3 separate regions of the Mus musculus genome follow, and regions 2 and 3 are each linked to region 1. A link is a loop called in an ENCODE intact Hi-C map of the cell type or tissue named here. Cell type or tissue: gastrocnemius. All regions are shown on one strand.

Region 1 (8,000 bases):
TGGGCTCCAGCCTGCACTGCCAAACTCCCCTACCCCGCTGAATTAGATAGATGAGGCTCCTTACGGGGTCTTTGGATGGGTTAGGGATGTGACTCAGTGGGTAGGGTGCTCACCTAACACGCACGGTCCCCCACCACTGCACAAGGCTGGGTGTGTTGGCACATGCCTAAAATGCACCCGTGAGGCGGAGGCAGGAGGATCAGAAGTCCAGAGCCATCCTTGCCTACACAGAGAGTCTGAGCCAAGGCAGGGCTAGAGACCCTGTCTCAAACACCAATAAATAGGGTCAGTGAAACGGCTCAGAGGATAAAGGTGCTTGTCGTCGCAAGGTCTGATGACCTGAGTTCAATCCCTAGGACCCATGGGGTGGAAGGAAAGAACTGCTTCCTGCAAGTTGTCCTCAGACCACCACACATGTGATGTAAGATACTCCCCAATTAATTAAAGTAACCAACCAACCAGACAGACAGACAGCTAGCCAATCAACCAACCAACCAACCAACCAACCAACCAACCAACCAATCAATAAAATGTCTTAGGAAAGACTTCAGGGATGTATTTCAGTGGTAGAACGGGTGCCCACATGTCCCAGGTTCCAGGCTCAATCCCTAACACCACTACTGCAGCAACGACAAAACAAAAACCAGTCACCCATCTCAACAGGAACAAGATCGACGGCACAGAGCGAATTTGTGGAGAGCGTGATGATTGTGAGCCACCATGTGGTTGCTGGGATTTGAACTCAGGACCTTCAAAGAGCAGCCAGTGCTCTTAACTACTGAGTCATCTCTCTAGCCTGCAACTCAACTTTTGAGTAACCCCTTCATTTGTTACTCACTGCCCACAGTCCCTTACACCCAGTCATTCCGTTTCAGGGCAGGAATCTCTCTGAGATTAGCCTCCAAGGTCTATTCCAGTCACAATATCTGCTTCTGGATAGATAGGGTTGTATATATAAAGGATATAAAACCAACAAAAAAGGCTGTGGCAACCAGTTCTGTCAATTATTAGCTGTTCAGCCTTGGACAAGGTATATGTGTGTGCCTGTGTGCATATGTGTGTGTGTGTGTGTGTGTGTGTGTGTGTGTGTGTGTGTGTGTGTGTGGTGTTGGGGGAAGTACTCCACCACCCCTTGCTGAGCCAGGAGTGTGTGTATATATATATATATATATATATATATATATATATACACGCACACATATATACATATACACATATATGTGGACACACATCTCTTAAAAGCAACGAGAGCATCCACAGCGAGCCTTCGCTTATACGTTGCTATGAATGTTAACTGAGATGATATGTAGGGTACTGAAAGTATCAGGCATCATTCTGTATCGCTGGGACCTACCAAGAGCTCTGCTTCTTCCATCCTGATACAGTGCAGAAGCCTTGCCCTGTCTGGTACCACCTGCGTGGCAAATCTGGTTTTAAGAGCCGTCTTCCTGCCCATTCTTTATTATTTTACTGTCCATTACGGTCCTCGGGAATAGCTCACCACAAACACAGACTTCCAATGTTACCCTTACTTACCAACTAACACAATTTAGAGCCCTGACCCAAGATTATGAGCCACTAATGCAATTTCCCCCTCGCTAAGATCTTCATTAACAAAAGGTCGGGAGGGTTCCAGGAGGAAGATGCAAAACCAGAGAAAGCCACAAGCATCCAGTGGGGGGCCTCTAGTCAGGAGAGAGATCTAGTCCAAGGCTGGAAGGCAGTGGCCAGCTGGCAGGTGACAAGTGCCCAAGGACTTGGCTGGACGCTGGAAAATCTATCAGTGATTCTCGAGGAAGACTCTCAAAACGGTCATCTTTCTCCACCTGGGAGATATGCTGAGTGGTTTTTGCTGTGGGTATTTTGAGATGTCCTTTGTCACTTGATCTCGGCTGGCGAGGCACGTGGGGACCGAGAGGTTAGGAAAAATAAATTGCTCGGACATGGGGCTCTAGGAACAGAGTCTTCCACTCAGCTTTGATCCCGCCAAGGAGCTCTTAGGTTTATCCCCGGCTTTATTTTATTTTTAACTTATTTCCTTTGCCGTTGGGTCTCTGGGGCCAGACTTTCTTTCCTACTGTGGCATTCCCACCCAGATTCTCTTTTTTTTTTTTCACTCTCTCTCCACCCCCCACCCCAGGCCATGTATTAGCTGCTCCTTCTGGCTTAGCCTGTTCTGTGTTACTATAATGAAATACCTGCAAGCTAGGAAAGAAAGCTTATGAAGAAATGAAGACGAGCCGTCCTATACAGAAGCCTCTATGGCATGCATGTGCGAGTGCACAGACACAGACACACACACAGAGACACACACACACACAGAGAGAGAGAGAGAGAGAGAGAGAGAGGTGATACTTTGATCAGAGGACTTTTGGACTTCGCCTTCTCTGTTTTCAAGTGTGTCTGTGTGTGTACAGGCATGTTGATTCTGGCTTGTGACTCTCTAGAGATGCCTATGGCAGCTTCAGTCTCTTACTGGCAGGAATTCTACAGAGGCAGGTAGTACAGGAAGTGCTACATGGCAAGAGGCAGGGTGTGTGTGTGTGTGTGTTTGGGGGGGGGGGGTCCTTCTCTTTCATAATACCATTGTATTTTAATCACAGGGACCCACACTGAAGACTTAGTCTATTCCTAAGGACCTCTCAAAAGTCTACCTCTAAATATCAAAGCTGGATGTCACCACCCTCTTAATCCCTTGCAGGGGGATCAGATGGCAGCATCTGTGCCCTTGAGGGACTCACACCTCACATATCAACCGCAGCCTTTTCTCACTTTAAAAGTCTGCCCTGAGCCAGATTTAAGATGACCTACCCATGTCCCTCATTCATGCCTGAAGATGTAGAAAAGCCTAAGACACAGCTGCAAAGCCATTGTTCTGAAGATGCAGTGGACAAGCATTCCCTCGAGGGACACGAAACCTCGGAGAATCCCTAGTGATCGTTACTGAAAAGCAAGAGGCCATGTGATTGTCAGTGTGAGTCTTTTAAGGAATTCTTGCAGCCTTGGAAAACTTGCAAGGAGGAAAAAAAAAAAACCTATTATTAAAAACAACAAACAAACAAAACAAAACATAACCAAAAAACCCAAAAACTGGTTCTGTAAGATGGGAAAGACAGATTTCCCTTTCCTCACAACGAAGATGTAAACCTTGGACCAGGGGGTTAAAAACGGAGGAGCAGGGTCGGGGATGTGGTTTAGCCAGGGAGCAGGAAGCTCGGTCCTGTCCAGTAGGAATCTCTGCCTCTCTGCCGACACTGATGCTATTATCATCTTTGACATGAACCATCATCTCCTCCGCCGCCTCATTCTTGCCCCTGTATCCTGGAGGAAGTCACTCCCTCCTTTGTGATGGCTGGAGCACTTTCCCCTCTCTTGAGCCTGCTAGCTCCCTTTGCACTTTACAGAAGGGCCATTAGGTGGGGCCCTGTCACCATCTCCCAGGTAAGCCAACGGCTATGACGTTGGACTTTGAGGACTACTGAGTTCTGGGACTACTGCTCAGATTGTCCAAATGCATGAACAGGCTGTGGTGGAGGGGGGAGGCTAGAGTCTGCAAGGGTTTGATGTTGAAGAAGTTGTACATTTGAAATCACCAATCCAGAAAACAATTACAAAGATTCTTTGGGTCCCTGTGATTAAAATACAATGGTATTATGAAAGAGAAGGGACCCCCTCCTCAAACACACACACACACAAACAAACAAATCCAACAACCTAAAAGCACATTATAAGAGTCACCTGTCACTGATAGCATGTCACGACAGCCCTCAGCAATCTACCCTCTGCTTTCTTGCCCTCTGTCCCTGCTGGTGCTATCTATGGACCACTCTGACCCTTAACCACTGTGAGGCGCTACCCTCTGAGCAGAAGAGCCACCATTCTTATCCAATCAGTTGTGCCTGCTTGTAAGAATCCATCACAGTCATGCTTTGGGACTGGGCATTCCATTAAGGAGGTGGGTGAGGAGGTCACTGGACCCTCACGTGAGATTCCAGGCACTTCTTCCAGCAATGTGTATATGATTCTGCCCTAATTGCATATGGCCTAGGGGACATTAATCTTATACAGCTATGGGAAGCCATGATCCATCCACACCAGAAAGTGCATCCAGTGTGGCTGCTTTGGGGTCACCCATACAACTATAGGAAACCCCTCACCCACACTCTGATATGAAAGCAGCCAGTACTCCTTGGCTGTGCAGGGGGATTACTTTGGTCTGTTAGTGGGACCTTACTGAGGAAGGGACTGGACCATCCACCATTGACACAGGCCAGCCTTCTCCTCCCTCGACCTTTGCTTTCTCTCACGTCAGCTGACCTTGTTCACGTGCTCCCCTATCTCCCCTAGCGCTACAACCCCCTCCTGAGGCCCAGACATTGTTTACTTCCCTTCCAAGTCCAACTTCAAGGTCAATCCCAGGATACCTTTCCTGTCACCTCCCTGAACCCTCCGGTCCCCAAGAGACTCGGGCTGGGCTGCAGGCTCATTCTGACCTTGGCCTACTCCATTTCCCACACCCTGCAAACAACTCCTGGGCTAACTTGAGAACATTTCCTGTGCTCCTACGCAGAAATGCAGAGCCCAGCTGGGGAAAGGACAGTCAAGCAGGCTGGCGGCACCACCAACCACAGCTGCCCCAAATTGCCAGGCTGCAGAGACTGCCAAGTGAGCCTCTTCTCAGTCATCAGTTTCTCACCTTTGACCTTCACCATGCTCCTTAAAACCTCTTTCCTGGCTTCTTCTCCTCTAGATGACTTCTCCCCACATGCCTGAAGCTAGAGGCCACCGTGCACAAGCTAAATGGTTTTCTGTCCCCCTTCCCCCCTGTATCTACCCTGCCCTCTGACTTTTTCCTCTTCCTGGAAGAGCAACTATCTCTATGTGGTCTATCATGGAGAACACTCACTATCTGGCTTCCAGAGATGGCTCCTCCAAATTCTGGCCTGTTGGGTCCTTTATCTTTAGTATTTTACCATGAAGGGCTAATGCCAGGGGTTGGGATCGTAGCTCAGTTGTGTCATAGCGTAGCCAAGCATGCATGGAGCCTTGAATCCCTTCCCCAGTATTGCTAGGGTTGCTGCACTGGAGAGGAAGAGGCAAGGAGGGCCAGATGTTCAGAAAGCCTGGTCTCACATTTGTTTCTTGTATCCTGGCTGGTTTGTGTAGTATGCATGCATGTATGTATGTATGTATGTATGTAGTCAGGGTTTCATGTAGCCTAAGCTGGCCTCAAACTCTCCATGTAGTTGAGGATGACCTTGAACTTCCGATTCTCTGCCTCTCCCCGCTGAGTACTGGACTAGAGGTGGTGAGCATCACCGTGCCCAGATGTATGTGTGGTTGTATGGAGTGCCTGAGATCAACCCAGAGCTTTTGTGTATGCTGGGCAAGCACTCTACTCACTGAGCAACATCCCTGCCCCACTTGATTTACCTTTTCACACTTTGTTTATTTAATTTCGTGCATGTATGTGTGTGTGTGTATGTGCGTGTGTGTGAATCCCAGCAGGCACCATGACCTCACAGTATCATACAACACACCCGGGGACAACCTAGCCTTAAGAACTATAAACGAGATTGGCCTTTATTCTTTATAAATTGCCCACCCTGTGATCTTCAGTTATAGCACCAGACAACTAAGGAGATACACCATCAAGGCAATGTATCACTCCCTTCCAGATGAGCCGCCTTTCTTCCTAAGACGTCTTTAAGAACTTTGAAAGATATTATTTTGATACTCTGTGTCTAGCTATGGATTTATCTTCATGTATCTTTTTAGCAGTTAGACAGCGATTAGATGGTAGCCAGGTTGTTCCAGTCTCAACTCCTAGCTGGGTGACCTTGGGCAAGAGAGATCTGATCTCACTTTTCCAGTTTAGTCCAATATTAAATGCTTATCTCCCAGGGCTACCCAAGTACTAAGGAATTAACACAGGAGACACACACAGACTAGCACCTGGATCTTATGTGCTCCGTAATGCTGGCCACCATCACTGTCCAAAGTAAACTTTGATCTATACGCAATTGTGCCTCTTCAAGTTCTAAAAAATGCGTTCAGCTCTTCCTGTTCCAAATATGAATAGTCTCTGAGCATTTTTGTTTTGTTCTGCTTTTGAGACATGATCTCATGTAGCCCAGGCTGGCTTCGAGTTTGTTATGTAACCCAGGCTAGCACCTTGGACTCCCGCGTGTGGGGGTGACACGTAAAGGCTATCATTTCTCCAGTTTATGGAGCCCAGAGCTTTGTGTCTGCCATGCATGCTCTACCAAGTGAGCTGCCCAGCCCTCTTTGGGCATTTTTATTCATCATTGCTGTGTGTTTGGGACAGAGAAGAGGCCCCGGAATGTGAATGTGTTCCTTACCCAGAAGGAAAGCCTGGGAGAGGAGTCTCTCTTCTCTCTCTCCCCTTCCAACCCGATCTGTCCCCTTCCTTTCATCGCCTGCCACTTGGAAATTCCTCTTTGGTTCATTGCAAACTGGCTTCTGCTCCCCTCTGTCACCTTCCTGTCATAAAGGTTACTCATGACCCTATCCCTCAGGACCCCCTAAACGCTGGGCTCACTGAACTCTGGGCTGTTGTCGGTGCCCACAGGGTCTGTGACTTTCACACACCCCCTTGCTCCCTCTACCTTTCAGAGCGGCTCCTTCTCATCCATCTTCTTCATTCCTATAGCTTCAAAAGTAACCCTGTGACTTCTGAGGGCTCACCCTCTGTCGCTCAGCCGCGGACTTATGGATCCAATTTCCTACCGGTTCCTAGTGCCATTTGCTGTGTGAGCACTTCAGCCTGAACTCACAACCTCTCCTGCCTTTGTGTGTTTAGGCAGCTGTAGTAAATTCCCTGAAATGGAGTGACTCGTACATAATGGGGGGGGGGGGGAGGGGGAACATCTCTCACAATTACAGCGGCTGGGAAGCCCTGGTAAAGACTGATTTGCACAAGATGGCATCCTCTGCTGTGATCTCCCTTGGTGGAAGGGGTAAGGAATTTCTGAGGTTTTTAACAAACAAATGCAGGGACCCTTCTCAGTTTCATTCTGAAGACCTGATCATGTCTAGTGCCTTTGGAGGGCTCAGGTAGGATTTCAACCAGAATTCTGGGAGGGCAGGGACACAGACCTTCCAACCACAGTCTCTTAAGCCATTGAGAAAATTCCTTATTGGGTGCTATTGCTACTCAACTGTGGAAAAAACCCAATTAACTCTAAAGGATTGACCCTGAGGTCAGTGCTCTCTTTAGCTTTACAAATCCAAAGAGGGACCAACTATGCCTATGCTCTGAGGGGCTAGGAGTGGGCCAGACTCCCTGGGACATAGGGAGAAAGGCCATAATAATAGAGGACTAAGTAACAAAGGCTGGTAATAAAGATGGGGACCTTCCAAGGTGGCCAGCTTCTTCCTCACCCTCCTGATCTGAGACAAAACCTGGCAGCTTAATACAAAGGCCCTGTGGGCTCCCTCTCCCATCAGCTGGTCACCTGCAGATGGACTCAAGGCCAGGTCAGGATATGTTTATACAACAGTTGTGAGCCAGTCAGCCACCTTACCTTTCTTCAAGTGAACCAAGCCAAGACTAGCAGACAGGAGACACGCATAATTCCGCTGCTGGCAAGGTGGGGCTAAGAGGATCCCTGAGGGCCTGCTGGCCAATCTAGCAAACCATGGAGCGCCAGATTCAATGAGAAATCTTCAGAGTCTTTAAACCCTGCCAGCCCTTGAGAAAAGACTGGATTTTGACATTTGAATCCCTCCTCTGGTTCTCGGAGGGTCTCTTTCTCTGTGTGCCTGCGGGTGTTCTCCCAATAAAAGCTTTTCTTCAACTGCTCATTCTGTTTGCTCCCTTTTGCAGCATTTGAGATTTCTCTACTGCTATCTGTGTAGAAGGTTTTTTCCTGCCTTTTAATTCCTTAACTAGCAGAGACAGATGAACCTGATCAAGACCCCTAGGTGGTAACAGTTTGACAGACACTGCTTCATTTTAATATTGATTGTATGTGTGC
Region 2 (8,000 bases), 120 kb after region 1:
GGATAAGACGTATTAATAGAGGAGGCATTCCTCCCCGCCGAGGGTTAGTTCAGTTCAGAGAGCTGGTGGCTTATTTCCATGACAACTTTGCCATTTCATTTTGACAAACCATATTCTTGTGACAGAAAGAGGAAAATCCTGCACCCTGGCTACCCAGTCTATGGCATGGATGGCTGCTAGCTGTATCACAGCATCCTTGCCCTGGGCTGTCTGCTGGTTTCACGGGAGTGCAAAGCCTGAAGCTGAAACCCTTCCCGGAGGCTTGCCAGGGTGTGAGTGTGGATGGAACGTGTGAACAGAAGGGAACGTGTGAGAGTTTACAAAGCACTGTTGGTAAACAGACTCCTCCAAAGGAGGAGAACGGAGGGACAGACGGAGTCTCTGCCTCGGAGGGAAGATGGGCTAAATGCTGATGGTGGTTGGAATTCGGAAGGAATGGGGGAAACCTGGTTCTTTTGTGGCTCTGGTGAATGGCTCAGCATCACTCAACACAGGTATCCTGGCTGCCTTCATCCATACTGAGGTACCAACCAGCCACTGGGGTTGCTGTGGGCAACAGAGGAGTAGCTCTGGTGATGAGAAAAGTTGGAGAAAAAAAAAGAATTAAAGAAAAAAAGAAAAGAGAAAAGACTCAAGTCTTGAGCCCAGTTTGGATCCTTTCAAAACCTCCCAATTCAAAGGAGTGCAGTGGGGGTGGGGTCCTCAGATGGGTGGCAACTACTGAATGGTTTCTGTGAGAATAATTAGTGCCAGGTCTCTCCAGGGCACTTCCACACAGACCTCCCAAGAGGGGTGGGGCACAGAGGGCTCTTCTCAGGGGCGTCCTTTCAAGAGACAGATCTCGCTTGTTTCTCAAAGTTTGGGCTGGAGTTGTTTGCCTACAGGAATAAGTTTGGAAGCTGTATAGGAGCCAGAGGAAAGGAGACAACACCCTTCTCCTGCCCCAACCCCACACTCAGAAAAAGGCAGAAGAGGCCAAGGCCTTGGATCTCCCCAAAAGGCCCAGAACAGGGACGCCTGTGTCTCATCTAAGACCTACTGGATTGAAAACACAGATTTAGAAAAGCCCGCCCTGACACTGCAGTTTAAGAACTAAGCTAAAAAGAGCCCCACATACGAGGAAGGTCTTTGCCTGAATCATAGCACCCAGGCTGCAGGAGATTCAGGAGTTCAAGGTGATCTTCAGGTGACCTTGTCTGAGGAGGCAGAAGGATCAGGGCTCAAATGTTGGGTCTCAGGAGCACATACGGCTCTGACAGGGACAGTTTCCGTTCTAACACCTACATACAGGTTCCCGACCTCCTGCAACTGTACCTTGAGGGAGGCCAGAGGCGTTGGACAATCTTACACACACCCACATGTCCACCCATACATGATTAGGAATAATAAAGACACATCTTTAAACAAGGGAAAAGGAAGCAGGGAGCAGGGAGAAGCGGGGACTGAAAGGATCTCTCTCTTTTAGAAGGCAGCAGATGGGTTTGGCTGAGGCCATGGGCGTCCCGGCCTAGAGGCCTTAGGAGTGACGCCAACTCCAGACAGGCACCTATACTATAGTTCCCCGCTTACACTCAAGAGTAAGCACTTTCAGGAGACTTTCTTTTTTTTTTTTTTTTTTTAAAGATTTATTTATTTATTATATGTAAGTACACTGTAGCTGTCTTCAGACACTCCAGAAGAGGGCGTCAGATCTCGTTACGGATGGTTGTGAGCCACCATGTGGTTGCTGGGATTTGAACTTCGGACCTTCGGAAGAGCAGTCGGGTGCTCTTACCCACTGAGCCATCTCACCAGCCCGAGACTTTCTATTTAGAAATAATAATAATAAAAAAACAAACAAAAAAAAAAAACCGTTTCTGTCTCCTTGCTTCTGGCAAAAGGAGCCGCTGAGCCGAAGGTAAAGCCACCTCTGTGTTATCCATCATCATTCCATCCCGCCACCTCTCTCCCAGAGGAGGAACCTGGAAGCAGCCCACAGCCCTGGCTCGGTGACTACCTTATGGCGCACCCAGGAATGAAACACTAGGCTGCTATGAGCCAGACTTAGAAGGGAGCTCCCACCTCTCTTCTTGTTACAGTCTTGAAGGCCAATGGGAGACCAGGGTCCCCAGTGGAGGTCATGCAAACTGGGCTTTGAATGCCACAGGAGTGGTAACGGTTAAGCCAGGCCTCTGAGGAGATAGATGCCCTGTGGAGACTTCACCCGTCGGTCTTGCCACAATGCAGACTCTGATCCGGGGTGGAGTCTGAGACCCTCAGGTTCTTACCAAGTAACGCATGCCTCTGAGTTCTCGGGCCACACTTTGGATAACAACACTTCTTCGCCCGAGAGGCCGAGTCAAAAGGGTTTAAAAGGGACACTCATGACCTAGCGCAGGCTCAAGAAGACCAGTCTATCTAGAGGGTGTGTGTGTGTGTGCGTGTGCGTGTGCGTGTGCGTGTGTGCGCGCGCTCGCACGCGCGCTCATCTATGTGGAGACCAGAGGTCAACCTAGATGGTTATCTCTCAGGTGCCACCTATTCTTCGATTCTCTGACTGGCCTATAGCTCACCAAATAGGCTAGGCTGGCCAGCCAGGGAGCCCAGGGATCCAACTGTCTCCATTCCCTTGGCCAACTCTACCTGTATGGGGGTCAAACCTACAAACTCATGCTCACATTGGCACGTACAACAGCTGAGCCAACCCTCCTGCCCCACCCCTGGGCCTTTACACTTCTCTACGGATTCTTATCTATAGCTGGAATGAAGGACCAACTGGCTGGACTGACTGTCTTATTTTTACTCTGTGACTGTTATGTGTGCTATTACATGAGTTTTGAGGCCAAAGGACAACTTGAGCCTAGGTCACCAGCTTCACTGGCAAGCCATCTGCTAAGCCACCTTGGCTGGCCTCATTAACCATTGATACCATGGGATTTGGTCTGGGTATTAAGGAGGGACCTTTTAGTGTTGTTTTGTTTTTATGTTTGTGTTACTTGAGTTAGGTTTTGCTGTTGGCCTAGAACTCAAGCTCCTTCTGGCATCTACATTCCAAGATGCTAGATTACAGGCGCATACCTCCCTGGCCTGCCTCGATATCTATTTGGCTTTCCCTTTGTGATGCTCTGGGAAACTAAACTTCCACACTAGGCATGGGCTCCATCTGTGAGTCTGTTCATCTATTTGAGACATGGTCTTAGGCCTATCAGATTGGCTTTGAACACACTATGTAGCTAAGCTGACTTTGGATTTTGAACCCTCCAGCCTCTACCTCCCCAGTGTTGTGTGCCTCACCTAGCCAGGGTTTGTGGAGTACTGAAGATAATCAAACCCATGACTTCACCATTGCCAGCCAGTGCTCTTATCATTGCCAGCCACAGAATCTCAGCTTTTATCATCAGAAATAGGAATACCTTGGCTTAACTTGATTGGTGCAGAAATAAATGGGTGACAGTTGAAAGAAGAGAGAATCTTGTCACCGCTGTGTGCGACCGTCTTCATTGTTTTCATTAGTGCTCCTCAATAATCAAATTTCACAAACAGTGACTATGCGCTGACTTTACAGACCCACACTTCCATGATGGAGCGCTCTCCGTGGCTCTGCTAATTCCTCAAGGTCTGATTTCTAAGCTGGCAGTTAGATCTACTGTGCTCCAAGGGTATCAGTTCTGCCAGTCTCCAACAGATGGCATCAATGGCTGCACATGGTCCCTCAGGCCTCAGCCTTGGCTTCTCCCTTAACCTTTGTCACCTTTGCTAGATCTGAAATGGCAACGTCAGAAATACTGAACAACTGGGAAAAGAAAAAGAAGGGGGGAAAAACACCCTAGGCCAAAATGCAATGTCTTCGAAGACAAATGAGAGTCGTAAAGAGAGTTAAAAAGTCCTCACGTCCCCCAGCTGTCCGAGGAAATGACTTTAGTAGAAACCAATGTACACCCAGCTTGGTAGGCGTTGTGTTGGACTGAAACCAAACAGGCTTTCAGCGACTAACGGGTGAGAAGTGCTTCTGTGTCCCCAACTGTCATAACAACCACAGTCAATTCTCGAAGCCCACACAGAAACCACGAAAAAAGCAAAACAACCCCCCACCATGAATCAGAGAGGCTACACACACAGAAGCACTTTTTGGAATCACTTCACACCGTCTGTGAGTTAGAACGTGTCTCCCCGTTTGGTTGGATGAAGGCTATGAGAACCATCAACTGTCCCCCCCAAGAAATCAAGGTCTTTCATGAGGGAGTGGATGGCTCAGTTGGTAAATTGCTTGGCTATGTAACACAATGACCTGAGTTTAGCTCCTCAGAAACCACGGGCAAAGATGGGGACGGTAGCTAGGAAAAAGGAGACAGGCTTGCTAGCTTGCCAAGGTTCCATTGTCTCAGAAAACAACTTTGGGGCTGGTGAGACAGCTCAGTGGGTAGACACTTGCCACTGAGCCTAATGACCTGAGGTTGACCCCAGGAGCACACATGGTTGAAAGAGAGGATTGCATTCTACAAGTTGTCCTCTGGGTGTGTATGTGTGTACGAGCCATCTGTGCACACACTAAGTGGGTATAGGTATAGGTATGTTACAACAACAAAAAGCAAGTTACACAGCTCCTGAAGAATGGTCTTGACTGGCAGGCTGGTGTGAACTATTTCATGCCCATGGGTCTTAGTATGGATGATCTGGTTGTGTGTGTGTGTGTGTGTGTGTGTGTGTGTGTGTGTCCCCTAAGGCCAGCCAAGATGGGATGCAGACGGGAAAACCAGCAGGGGAGGAAGTCAGCCCAGAAGCATCTGACACTGTCTGGGGACATTGTGATGGGCACCTCTGGAGACATGAGATGGTGATCATTGCATCCAAGAGTCAGGGGTCAGGGATGCTGCCGAAAGCCTTTCCTCCCCGCCCTCCCAAGTGTGCAAGACAGCACAATTAACTATTCTGAGGCACAAAAACACCACTCCAGGACCCAGGCATTCCAACCAAGCATTATATCACAAAAGTCAATTCTCCATCCTGGTCGCAGTAAACCCTCATCTCTGAGAAGACAGAAGTAAATGAACACTCGCCCCTTCCATGTTCTCTCTGATGTGGACCTTCCCACAATTCCGCCCTTGCTGACTTTCCTTTCTGCATCCCATCTTGGCTGGCCTTAGGAATCTCCCCACATACACACACACATACTGTCTACTGCGGCTTTCCCAGGATCCAATGCTTTCCCAGGTACATCCCACCACACGATTCAGGGAGGCTGCTTGCCTGTTTTAAAAACATCTCTCACACAGAGAATAAAATAAGTACTTGTGGGACCATTCTGATATAAACCAATGATCAGATAAGTAGATAGATGGAGATGAAGGGAAGGATTCCACTTAGTAAATGTGGAAGGATAGAGAGAAGTAGGAGCCGACTGGACAGCTGATGCGAGGGCTGCAGGCAAGATGCACTGGGGAATTTAATGCCAGAGGCCAGATTTCAGGACCTGAAGCCTCTCTTCAAAACTACACACTGGGATGGAGAGCTGGCTGGAGGGGGGTGGGGGGAGCGCGTTTAAGAACACTTGCTGTGAGCCGGGCGTGGTGGCGCACGCTTTTAATCCCAGCACTCCGGAGGCAGAGGCAGGTGGATTTCTGATTTCGAAGCCAGCCTGGTCTACAGCGTGAGTTCCAGGACACAGAGAAACTCTGTCTCGAAAAGCCAGGAAAAAAAAAAAGACTGCTTGCTGCTCTTTGCAGAGGACCACAGTTCTTTTCTCAGCACCCACCACTGGGTGGTTCCTAGTTGCCTAAAACCTATAGAAGGATCTGACACCGTCTTCTGAACTCTGTGGACAATTGCATCCATGCGCACGTATAGATACACACAGTTTTAAAATTTATATTTATTTATTACTGGGGAGGTTTTAACTATGCCTACAAATTCTTTTAAGTTTCTATTACATTTTTATTTATTTTCTGTGTGTGGCAGACAGGAGGCTGCCACAAGCTTTGGTGTACAAGTGGAGGTCAGAGCACAGCCTCGGCGAGTCAGCATTCGTCCCTGGCTGGGCGGATTCTAACCGTCAAACTCAGGTCCTCAGACTTGCTTAGCAGCAAGCACTATTGCCCACTGAGCATCTCGAAGACAATGAACCCAGTAGTGCTAATACTTCACTATAGAAGCTGAAATTGATCCTGTCCAGTTGAGCACAAGCCTGCCTTTATTACATTTTTTTTAATTGAATGAATTGAACCTTTTTAAATTTTAGTGTTTATTTGTGTGTTCCTGGGTATGAACACCCGCACGCACCCATACAGATGCACATAGACTAGAGGAGAACAAGGGGTGTCCTGTTCTAGCATTCTACCTTATTCCTTGAAACAGGGTCCCTCAAAAACCCTGGAGCCAGGCTGGTGGGCTCCTCCCTCTGCATCCTCCCTCCATTCCCACCCTTCTCTATAGGGCTGGGATGCCCCGCACAGGGGCAGCCACACCCAGCTTTTTACATTAATCTTCTGAGCCGTCCGTCCTTCAATTCATTTTTTGGAAACAGGGTCTCACTATGTAGGCTCAGGCTAGAATCAAAACCTCAGGCTCCTTTTCTTGCCTGAGCCTTGAAAGCCTTGGGTTTCCAGGAACATGCCACTATGTCCAGCCTTGTTCAGCTCATTTCTAAGACCTTGGGATGTCTCTAGAGACTCACATCAAGGACCATCTCAGGTGTACAGCGAGGGTTTGTTTACTGCTTTCTAATATTGTCCTAGGAAACACCTTCCAGACCAGGTTGGCTTCCTTGGGTAGGTGTTGTTTGATTCCAAGAGCATGGGGACATTTTGACAAGACCCAAACACATAGCACACCCCTTTCTGCATTTCGAAAGGACTTCATGTTTGAGCTACAGAACTTGGTGTTTGCCCCGAGTCCTGACAACACATAGCATAAACCTGCTTAGGGCGCATGTAAAACAAGCAAAGCATACTAGGTCCCAACGAGGCAAGTTAGGCTAAGGGGAGAGCAATACCTAGTCCCAAGGTTCACCGCTTCAACAGCCTGGGAAAGCCTCCATTTAAAGAATACGCCAATCACGCCAAACCCAAATAAAAACGAACAGGAGGGGCAAGGGAGATGGCTCAACAGGGAAAGATGCTCACACCAATCCTGACAGACTAATTTCAATCTCCAGAAACCAGGACCCGGAAGTTATCCTCTGACCTCCACCAGACCCATGACATCAGTTCTCCGCTATATGCACCCTACAGACATAAAGTCAATTTTTTAAAAATGTAAAGGAAAAAACAAAGGAAGGGAAGGAAGGTGGAAGGGACAGAGAGAGGAGGGGGTAAGGTGGGTAGGATTGGTCCACACTGTCCTCCCCCCCAGACCTTGGATCTGGAAAGAAATTGAAATTCATAAACACTTCTCCTTGGTGGCTCAGGGCCTTCTCAGCCTTCTCAGGTAGAATGGAAGAAAACCTGGCCCCCGAAGCATTTAAGGGAACGTGAGTAAACGGATAACCCGTTACAATCCTGCAAAAAGTTAAGGTCAAAGTCTTGTCTGTAAGAGAAACTTTTTTTTTTTTAGAACCAGGTTGGCTATTGGATTGTCGGGGAGAGAAAATTAATTACTACTGCTGAGCCTTCTTTGCCTCCCGATGCGTTTGGAAGGAAGTAGCTGAAAGACACCAGAATTGTACTGGCCTCCTGCTCTGGCTGCTGCCCAGCACTGGGGGCCACCATGCCTCTAGCAACCCCAGAGGGTCCCACTGAAGTCAGAGGTGCAGAAAGCAAGGAATCTAACACTCTTTCCCCGAGTGCCAGACACAGTGGTGCATGCCTGTGTGCAGGGCGTGGAGGCCCGGGATCAAGAACATCTTTAGTTATCTAGCAAGCCAGAAGGCAGCCTGAGCCATGTGAGACTGTATGTATGTCTAATCAAACCAGAGACTTAAAGGGGTTTATACACCACCACCCAGGCCTATTCTCTACAGGTGGGTGTGGCTCAGTGGGGCAGAACAGGCCTGGCAGATGAGGGGCTTCAGGTTTGATCCCCAGCAC
Region 3 (8,000 bases), 56 kb after region 1:
GCCCTGTGTGTAGTTAGTGTACAAAAATACAAGTTTCATCGTGAGATTTTCATACACACACACACACACACACACACACACACACACACACACACACAGACCATTGCTCCTTGTTCAAGTTCACCCCAGCATCACCCTCTCCAATCAATCAATCAATCAATCAATCCCCCCTCACAACACACACACACACATACACTCTCTCTCTCTTATATAGAGATTCACACACTATATTTTCTTCCTTCCCTGTGGCCTGTTTTTTCTACCCTCCTTTCAGACATCTTTCTACCCATCCACGGCCCCTTCCACTATCATGTCATTACGAAATGATTCTGTGTTCAGCCAACTAATCTGCAGTCTGTACATCACAGAGTTTGGGTTTGGAACAAGGGCTAGAAGGATGGAGAGGTTGGGAGTTATCCACAGCAATTATGGTAGTGAAGGCTGGAGGCATCAGAGGTGGGGGCAGGTCACAGAAGATACCTTTGGGTTCTGCTTAAAGGCCACTGTCATCCCGGGTTCTTGGCCCATTCTGGAGCTGCCTTTATTCCTGCCCATTCATTTGACTCCAGAAAATTCTGTGGGTCCCCAACATCCTTCCAGTAAAGTGTCCTTTCTGCTTACAACAGACTTTCTTTTGCTGGCAGCCTCACTGATAGAACCTCAGATTGCTTTTTTGGCCAGTCTTCCATTTATCCCCATAGATCCCTTACACATCAGCCAAAGTGCACTGCTCCCTGAGAGATGAGTGTCTGAGATTTGCTTGGTAATAATAATTATGGCTCAATCTATCTCCCCTTTGAGCAATTTTCTTCTTTCTACATTAGCTGAAGAGTAGGCCCTGGTTACACGGGCTTTGAATATATCCAGGCATGCCCATGGATACACTGGGCAATGTTTCCAAACCCATGCAGATAGATACAAAGAAGCATCTACTCACTCTGCCCGTTTGTTAACTCAGGTCCACAGGACAGTCCATGTACAAATAGAACCTATGACATGGGTACCGAGGACTCCATAGCTACAGGCAGTCTGTCCTTCAAGACAAAATTCCTCAAGACACCCATAAAAAAATCAGACAGATTCACAAATGTTCAACCCAATCAGCCATGGGCCCTCCCTTGATCAGAAAACAAGAACCATGCCTTGACCCCTAAAGGACTCCCCACAAAGCTGTATACTTGATTGCATGTGTAAGATTTCAACACACAGGTAGGCGACTTATGATTACCAAGAAGTCTGAGGGGCTGGAGAGATGTCTCAGCGGTTAAGAGCACTGAATGCTCTTCCAGAGGTCCTAGGTTCAATTCCCAGCGACTACGATGGTGGCTCACAGCCATCTGTAATGGGATCTGATGCCCTCTTCTGGTGTGTCTGAAGACAGCTACAGTGTACTCATATACATAAAAATAAATAAATAATTCTTTAAAAACAAAACCAAAGAAGTCTGAGGTTACATGTACACATGACAATCATATGACTTTTGCATGCAGACCACGGGTCAACATGGAGTAGCTCAAGGCCACGCGTTGCCACAAAGCAATGGATTTGATTTTCTTTTGTGATTATGGGAATCCATCTTACTTACTAACTCCTGCTTGTATGATATATGAATTTCTTTCTTTTTTTTTTAAAGGTTTATTTTATTATTTTATGTAAATACACTGTAGCTGTCTTCACACACTCCAGAAGAGGGAGTCAGATCTCATTACGGATGGTTGTGAGCCACCATGTGGTTGCTGGGATTTGAACTCTGGACCTTCGGATGAGCAGTCGGGTGCTCTTACCCACTGAGCCATCTCACCAGCCCCCGATATATGAATTTCTTTTGAGACAGGTTCTAATTAGCCTGGTTGGACTTTCAATTTTCCTGCTTCAGCCTCCTGAGCACTGGGATTAGAGGAGTAGGCCTCTATGAAAAGCTGTCCACATATCAATTTTTCCTTTCCCTTTTGTGAAGTCATATCTTCCTGTTGCTAAGATATGGGCCTAAAATAATGACTTTAGCATACATAATACATACAAACATACATACATACATACATACATACATACATACACACTTACAAAAAGATAAGGGCTTATCTCTTCTATTTTTGGTTGTGAGCCTACTCTTTAATGGCTGAGCCATCTCTCTAGCCCAGTATGGGTGTATCTCTTCCGAGTGAGTAAAAGTCTTAGGTCTAAAAGGATGCGAAGGTCCTTTCCAACTTAGACCTGGCAGAATGGCCTACAAAAAAGGGTGTTGAGAAGAAGAAGGGCCATTCTGCCATCAACGATGTAGTGACCCGAGACAACACCATCAACATTCACAAAAGCATCCATGGAGCGGGCTTCAAGAAGCATGATCCTCGGGCACTCAAAGACATTCGGAGGATGCAAGATGTGCGCATTGACACCAGGCTCAATAAAGACATATGGGCCCAGGGAATGAGGGATGTTCTCTATTGCATACAAGTACGTTTATTGAGAAAATGTAATGAGGATGAGAATTCACCATATAAGTTCCACACATCGGTAACTTGCGTGCCTGTGACCACATTAAAAAATTTACAGATGATCATTGTAGATGAGAACTAACCAGCTGAATGTCAAATACAGTTGCAGAATGCCCCCCTCACCCTCCAAAGGAAGCTAAAACAACTCACTTCTGGAAAGGAAACTGATTAGACACTGTCTCTTGGGTTACTCACGTGTGCAGAGGGAAAGTCAAGATTATGTCTAAGACATATTGTGAGTATATAAAAGGAGGGCATAATAAAGTATGTCCTGGGTTGTCCAACAGAATGCACCATCTGGTGGGATCGTCCAGCTGTTTACAAAACTGATTCAAAGGCTCTCAACTGTACCACTGATGAACAGACAGAAAGAACGGAGGTGGACGAATACACGTTATTCTTTACTTTAGTGGATACGCCCAATTGTAATGTCTACACTCCTATGTCTAATAGATGCACACATAGACACAATCTATTTTATGTGTATATACTGCATAATTGCTTCCTATTGAAACATCAGCCCAAATCACTGAGTTTTTAAAAACTTATTTTCTATGCATGGGTGTTTTGCCTGCATATGTGTCTGTGTGAGGGCGTTGGATCCACTGAACTGGAGTCACAGGCAGATTGGAGTTGCCATATGGGTCCTAGGAATTGAAGCCAGGTCCTCTGGAAGAACAGCCAGAGCTCTTAACAGCCCAGACATCACTCCAGCACCCTCCCCGCCCAATCCCTGGTTTATTTTCAAATATACTATTAAAAAGCAACAATGCTTCATCCCATTTATTTTTTGGTTGTTTAATGATTGTGTGTGTGTGTGTGTGTTGTGTAGGGCTGTCTACTGTCAGGACGGCAGGGTTAACTTGTGCGTGGGAGTCAGTTCTTGTGAACCACTGTATTAAGAAGGATCTCTCTCATTTCTGCTGATGTATTACAAGCTCCTGGCCTGCAAGCTTCCAAGTGATCGCTCCTTCTTTGCCTTCCACAACATTGTAGGTGTTCTGGGGTTATGGATGCCTGCTGCTACGCCTGCCTGTTTTGTTGTTATTTGTTTAAAAGCTCGTTATGGGGACTGAACTTGGGTCATGAGGCTGGCATGGCTAATACCTCTCTAGCCCTTCCTTTATCCTGTTCTCATATAAGCAGTATTTGGGCATCCAAAGATAAGACTTGTCCCTCTTTAATTTCATCTTAGAAGATGATCTTTCATGCAAAATGACTGAAGTTTTCCTAATTGAAGCTTCTCAATGAGAATTTTAGACTCATAATCCTTCCTAGCTATAGATTTCTCAAAAGAATGGTAAGAATACCATCTAGCTATTTAGCCAGACTTTTCTTTCTTTTTTTTTTTTTTGGCTGCTCATTTTTCTATAGCTTGCCTATTGCACTTTATGAAATTTGTCAGAGTAAATCTGTTTCATTAAAGCTAACGCACAGTGGAATTTTCCACCAGGCAACGACACCACAGCGTATTTCCATCGGAGATCTCTGGATAGTTTTAGTTTATTTTCCATTGCAGCCGGCGTGGGATGGATGGCGTGACGCCTGTCTCTTGTGCACAGCACGGTGATTCCGAGAGGGTTCTGCTGTGAGATAGACGGAGATGGGAATACACTTTCCTCTTTCCCCATCGCTGCCAACGGTCCTGTAAAGAGGTGATAGCTCTGTACAGCTCCCTCCAGTTTTCCAAGCTGGGTTGTGTTCTCACATCCTTGTTAATCCCAAGACTCACCAGACTGTAATTCTTGTCACTCTGATGTGTGTGGAAAGAGATGCCCTTGCTTGAATCTGTTTCCTAGCCTCCTTCTGAAGCCAGTGTTTTTCATGTATGTACTATTCATACTTCCTTTTCTTTGAGTCCAATTTCCAACCCCTTTCTCAACTTTCAAACCATGGATTCTATGTTGTTTTTCTTTTAATTAAAAACAAAACGAAATGAGCTAAATACCTAATAAAAAATGGAAAACAAAACAAAACAAAACAAAACTTGGTCAAGAATACAGAGTGCTTTTGCAGAGGAGCCAAGTTCACTTCCCAGGACCTACATAAGACAGCTCACAACCACCTTTAACTCCAGTACCTGAGAATCTGAAACTGATGCCCTCTTGTGGTCTCCATGGGCACTGCACTCATGTGCACATACCCACAGGGACAAACACGGGGACACACACATAGACACAGACACACACACACACAGGAACACACACTCAAATAAGTCTTTTTTAAAAAGATGAGAAAGACCTATTAATTTAAATACCAGAATTCTCGCTCTACAAACATTACAGATATATTCTTCTAGTTAGAGATAGACTTTTAAATTTAGGTGTCTTCTATTATATAAAGGTTTATTTTTAGTTTGTAATTCTTCTCTGCTATGTAGGTGCTCTCAATTTTAATGCTATCATATCACCAATCCTTGTCTTTATGTCTTATTAGCTTTATCCTAATCCGCTAATAATAAAGAATGTTTATCTGCACTTGATACCATTTTCAACATTTAGGAGTTTTATTGATCTATAATTTATTTTTGTATGTATGCATGCAGTGAACTAGAGGTTTGGTTACATTGCTGACTGGAAGTCTAATCTGTGCAGCCTCTCACACTGAGTAGCTGGTAAGTTCCTCTCCAGGGTCTCAGGATAGCTCTGCTCTGTTGGGGCTGGGAAGATGGCTTGTCCCTCCTACCCTCCTCACCACCAAGTGCTGGGGTCTCGGCTTTAGTGCAGAGAAGTACACCAGAGGATTTATTTAATGATAATATAATGGATTTAGGGACCACATTTGGATGATGGTTTATTATTATTTTCTGGGGGATTGGACACACTTATGTTTTATATAGGATTTAAAAAGTGTCCTTAGTTAATTAATGTGTGTGATATTTTTATTTGTAATTCTGGAGGCAGAACCCAGGGCACATGCTAGGTAGGTGCGTGGCCGATCACTAAGGTTCTTATACTTTTGCTGTTCACCACTGATCTTGTTCAATTCCATTATCAACTCTCACAGAGCGGGCGGCACTCATCTCCCTCCAGTCATCCGTTTCTCTTCCCCCTTTCTCCTTTTTTGTTTCTGTCCCGGGAGGTCCCTCTATTATACAGCCATAAATAAAACACTGACAGGAGATAATTTATACAACTGGTCTTCGCTCATATAAGTATGACCTTGGCATTAATCAATTCAGGAAAACATGATTCGGGAACCCACTCCCTTTCTCAAAAGCAGATGGTGGCCCTTTTGAACAGACAAGAAAGACCTTGAATATCAGTCTCATTTTACGGGCACAACTAGGTCATGCAGGGAAGTGAGTGGACGCGTCAGCTTACTTTGCCAACAAAATTGGACTTCCATGATTCCTGCCCCTCTGAACTGGTCACATGCTCCCTGAGAAGTCACTCTTTATGTCCTGTTGCTCTGGAGACTACTGTCACCTTTTGGGGCAGTGTACGTCTCTAGTCCCAGCACGTGGGAGGCAGAGACAGGCAAATCTCTGCGAGTTCAAAGTCGGCCTGACCTATATAGCAAGACCCTGTTAGAAGCTTTATTTTTCATTTGTTAGAAACAACAAATGAAAACAGTCGACATCTCTCTTCAATCCCTAAACTATATTAGCACCTTGGAGCATTTTCCTACATTAACATGACTCTTATCTTCTGTCATTGTTATTGTTTTGACACTACAAACATGGGACAGCTAGGCATTGCTGCCGGTGTCTTTAAACCTGCTGTGCTCAGCCTCCGGGTGTTTGCCAAGCTCTTCTACATACCCTTCTCCTTTTTCTTCAGCTTTAACTCTGTGGAAGTATCTCCATTAGTAGTTCTTTCTTTTTAAAATACTTTAGTTTTATGCCTTTAATCCAGCAAGTGTGGTTATCCAGGAAAGCATCAATCTATTGGACCCGGAATGATTGTGAGCCATCTGACATGGGTGCCGGGAACCAAACTATGATCCTCTGTAAGAGGATACAGTGTTGCCGACTTCAGACACACCAGAAGAGAGCGTGGGATCCCATTACAGATGGTTGTGAGCCACCACGTGGTTGCTGGGCATTGAACACACAGGACCTCTGGAAGAGCAGTCAGTGCTCTTAACTGCTGAGCCATCTCTCCAGCCCAGCTGCATGCACGTTTAACCCTGGGGTCATCTCTTCAGTTTGAGCCTCTCAGCCTTCCGAAACCAGTGCACATGCCTGACTCTCAGCTGCAGCCCCCATCTTTGTGGGCCTGAGATCACATCTCCTGCTCTGGTATGGTTGGCCCAGGCTTCCACAGCCCTCCATGGTCTGTGAGTTCAGATTCCCTTCTAAACTCAGGGAACTAAGGATTTCCCTTTCTTTGTTTTAAGCTCAGCATTGTATTGTTACGCTCCATCCTGTGTTTGTCATAGGAAGCGCGGGAGAGGGCGGCGCTAATCTCTCCAGTTGCTATTACTGGAAGTGCACGTTTTCTATTTATAACCCGCTTCCCTCTCACTAATGTTTATGACTCCTTTAAAATAAATATCGTATATTTTGATAGAGAAAACAGACATGACAGAGACAGCTGGACACGTCTTCTGCTTGAGGGAAAGTTATAAAGCTTCTAACATTTCTTCTTCATTTGGGTATGCGCGGGGGACAGTCCCCCGGCAATAATATAAGCGAGAACAACTGGAGCTGAGAAATGGAATTTTCCATAGTCTCCGAAAAGTTCCCGAATGCCCTTCACTTCTCCTCAGAGGTGATCCTTGTGTGTTTGACACCTTCCATGCTGAGAAGACTAGACGAGAAGAATACATAGAAATTTGTCTCTGGCCATACCCAGGGTCGAGTAACTCCTGCAGATGAACATTTGGCTGGGATCTGGACTGCTTCTAAATCATGAGTACCCAGAGCGTCCAACAGATGAATGGGCTCCATCTCATTTGCATATCACCATGACTCAAGAATTCCCTGGTACTGTATCCCCAGGCAGACGAAAGCAGATTCGGTTGATCAGTCCAGGGCCTTCCCTGCCAAGATACTGGATTGGAAGCCTTCCCTCCACTCAGCTGATGAGACTCGAAGTCTCTTCTTGTGACAGAATGGTCTAGTTTAGCCTTTTGAAGCGTGAAGTTTCTAAGCACGGCCCCACTCAGAAATGGATGACCGCATCCAAGTCACTGGTGGGGAGAGGAGAATGGACGACGGACGATGGATGATGGACAATGGACACTTCACAGTGGCCAGCGAGTAAGTCGGGGAATTGTCCAGCTAATGTTGGAAAAGCTTCTCAATAGTCACAAATGAGCCAGTAGATAGACACAGCAGTAGCAGGTGTGTGTGTGTGTGTGTGTGTGTGTGTGTAAATGTACTTATGGAAAGGCTAATACAAGTCTTGTTTGCTGGGCAGTTAACTTCAATAAAATGTTTCTCATATTTTCTTTTTTCTTTGGTTTATTTATTTATTTATTTATTTTTGGTTTTTCAAGACAGGGTTTCTCTGTATAGCACTGGCTGTCCTGGAATCTGGGATTAAAGGCGTGCGCCAC

The links. Peaks named below come from ENCODE experiments on the same cell type or tissue, not always from the same donor. Only the 100,000 strongest peaks of a DNase experiment are listed, where the experiment ranks them.
Region 2: a loop joins it to region 1, with 2.2 times the contacts of the local background. A loop is called at or near these places in 11 of 42 quality-filtered maps.
Region 3: it touches region 1 in a loop (4-fold over the local background); 6 of 42 quality-filtered maps call a loop at or near these places.

The regions. Positions count from the first base shown.
Region 1 is chr11:107,272,689-107,280,688 of GRCm38, forward strand. All of the region lies in intron 5 of Pitpnc1 (phosphatidylinositol transfer protein, cytoplasmic 1), which reads right to left. Among named protein-coding and RNA genes, the nearest start is that of Gm11716, 59 kb to the right of the region's middle. In gastrocnemius, a CTCF peak has its summit at 3,400; DNase peaks (open chromatin) are centred at 136, 1,722, 3,428 and 7,570; H3K27ac peaks cover 4,663 bases.
Region 2 is chr11:107,390,005-107,398,004 of GRCm38, forward strand. All of the region lies in intron 1 of Pitpnc1 (phosphatidylinositol transfer protein, cytoplasmic 1), which reads right to left. Among named protein-coding and RNA genes, the nearest start is that of Gm11713, 16 kb to the right of the region's middle. In gastrocnemius, a CTCF peak has its summit at 3,656 (motif pointing right); DNase peaks (open chromatin) are centred at 1,491, 3,661 and 7,735.
Region 3 is chr11:107,328,482-107,336,481 of GRCm38, forward strand. All of the region lies in intron 2 of Pitpnc1 (phosphatidylinositol transfer protein, cytoplasmic 1), which reads right to left. It overlaps Gm11716 (predicted gene 11716), which reads left to right and starts at 7,443. Exons shown (of 3, transcript NR_166849.1): 1 at 7,443-7,701. In gastrocnemius, a CTCF peak has its summit at 4,609 (motif pointing left); DNase peaks (open chromatin) are centred at 3,153 and 7,495; H3K4me3 peaks cover 1,916 bases; H3K27ac peaks cover 3,482 bases.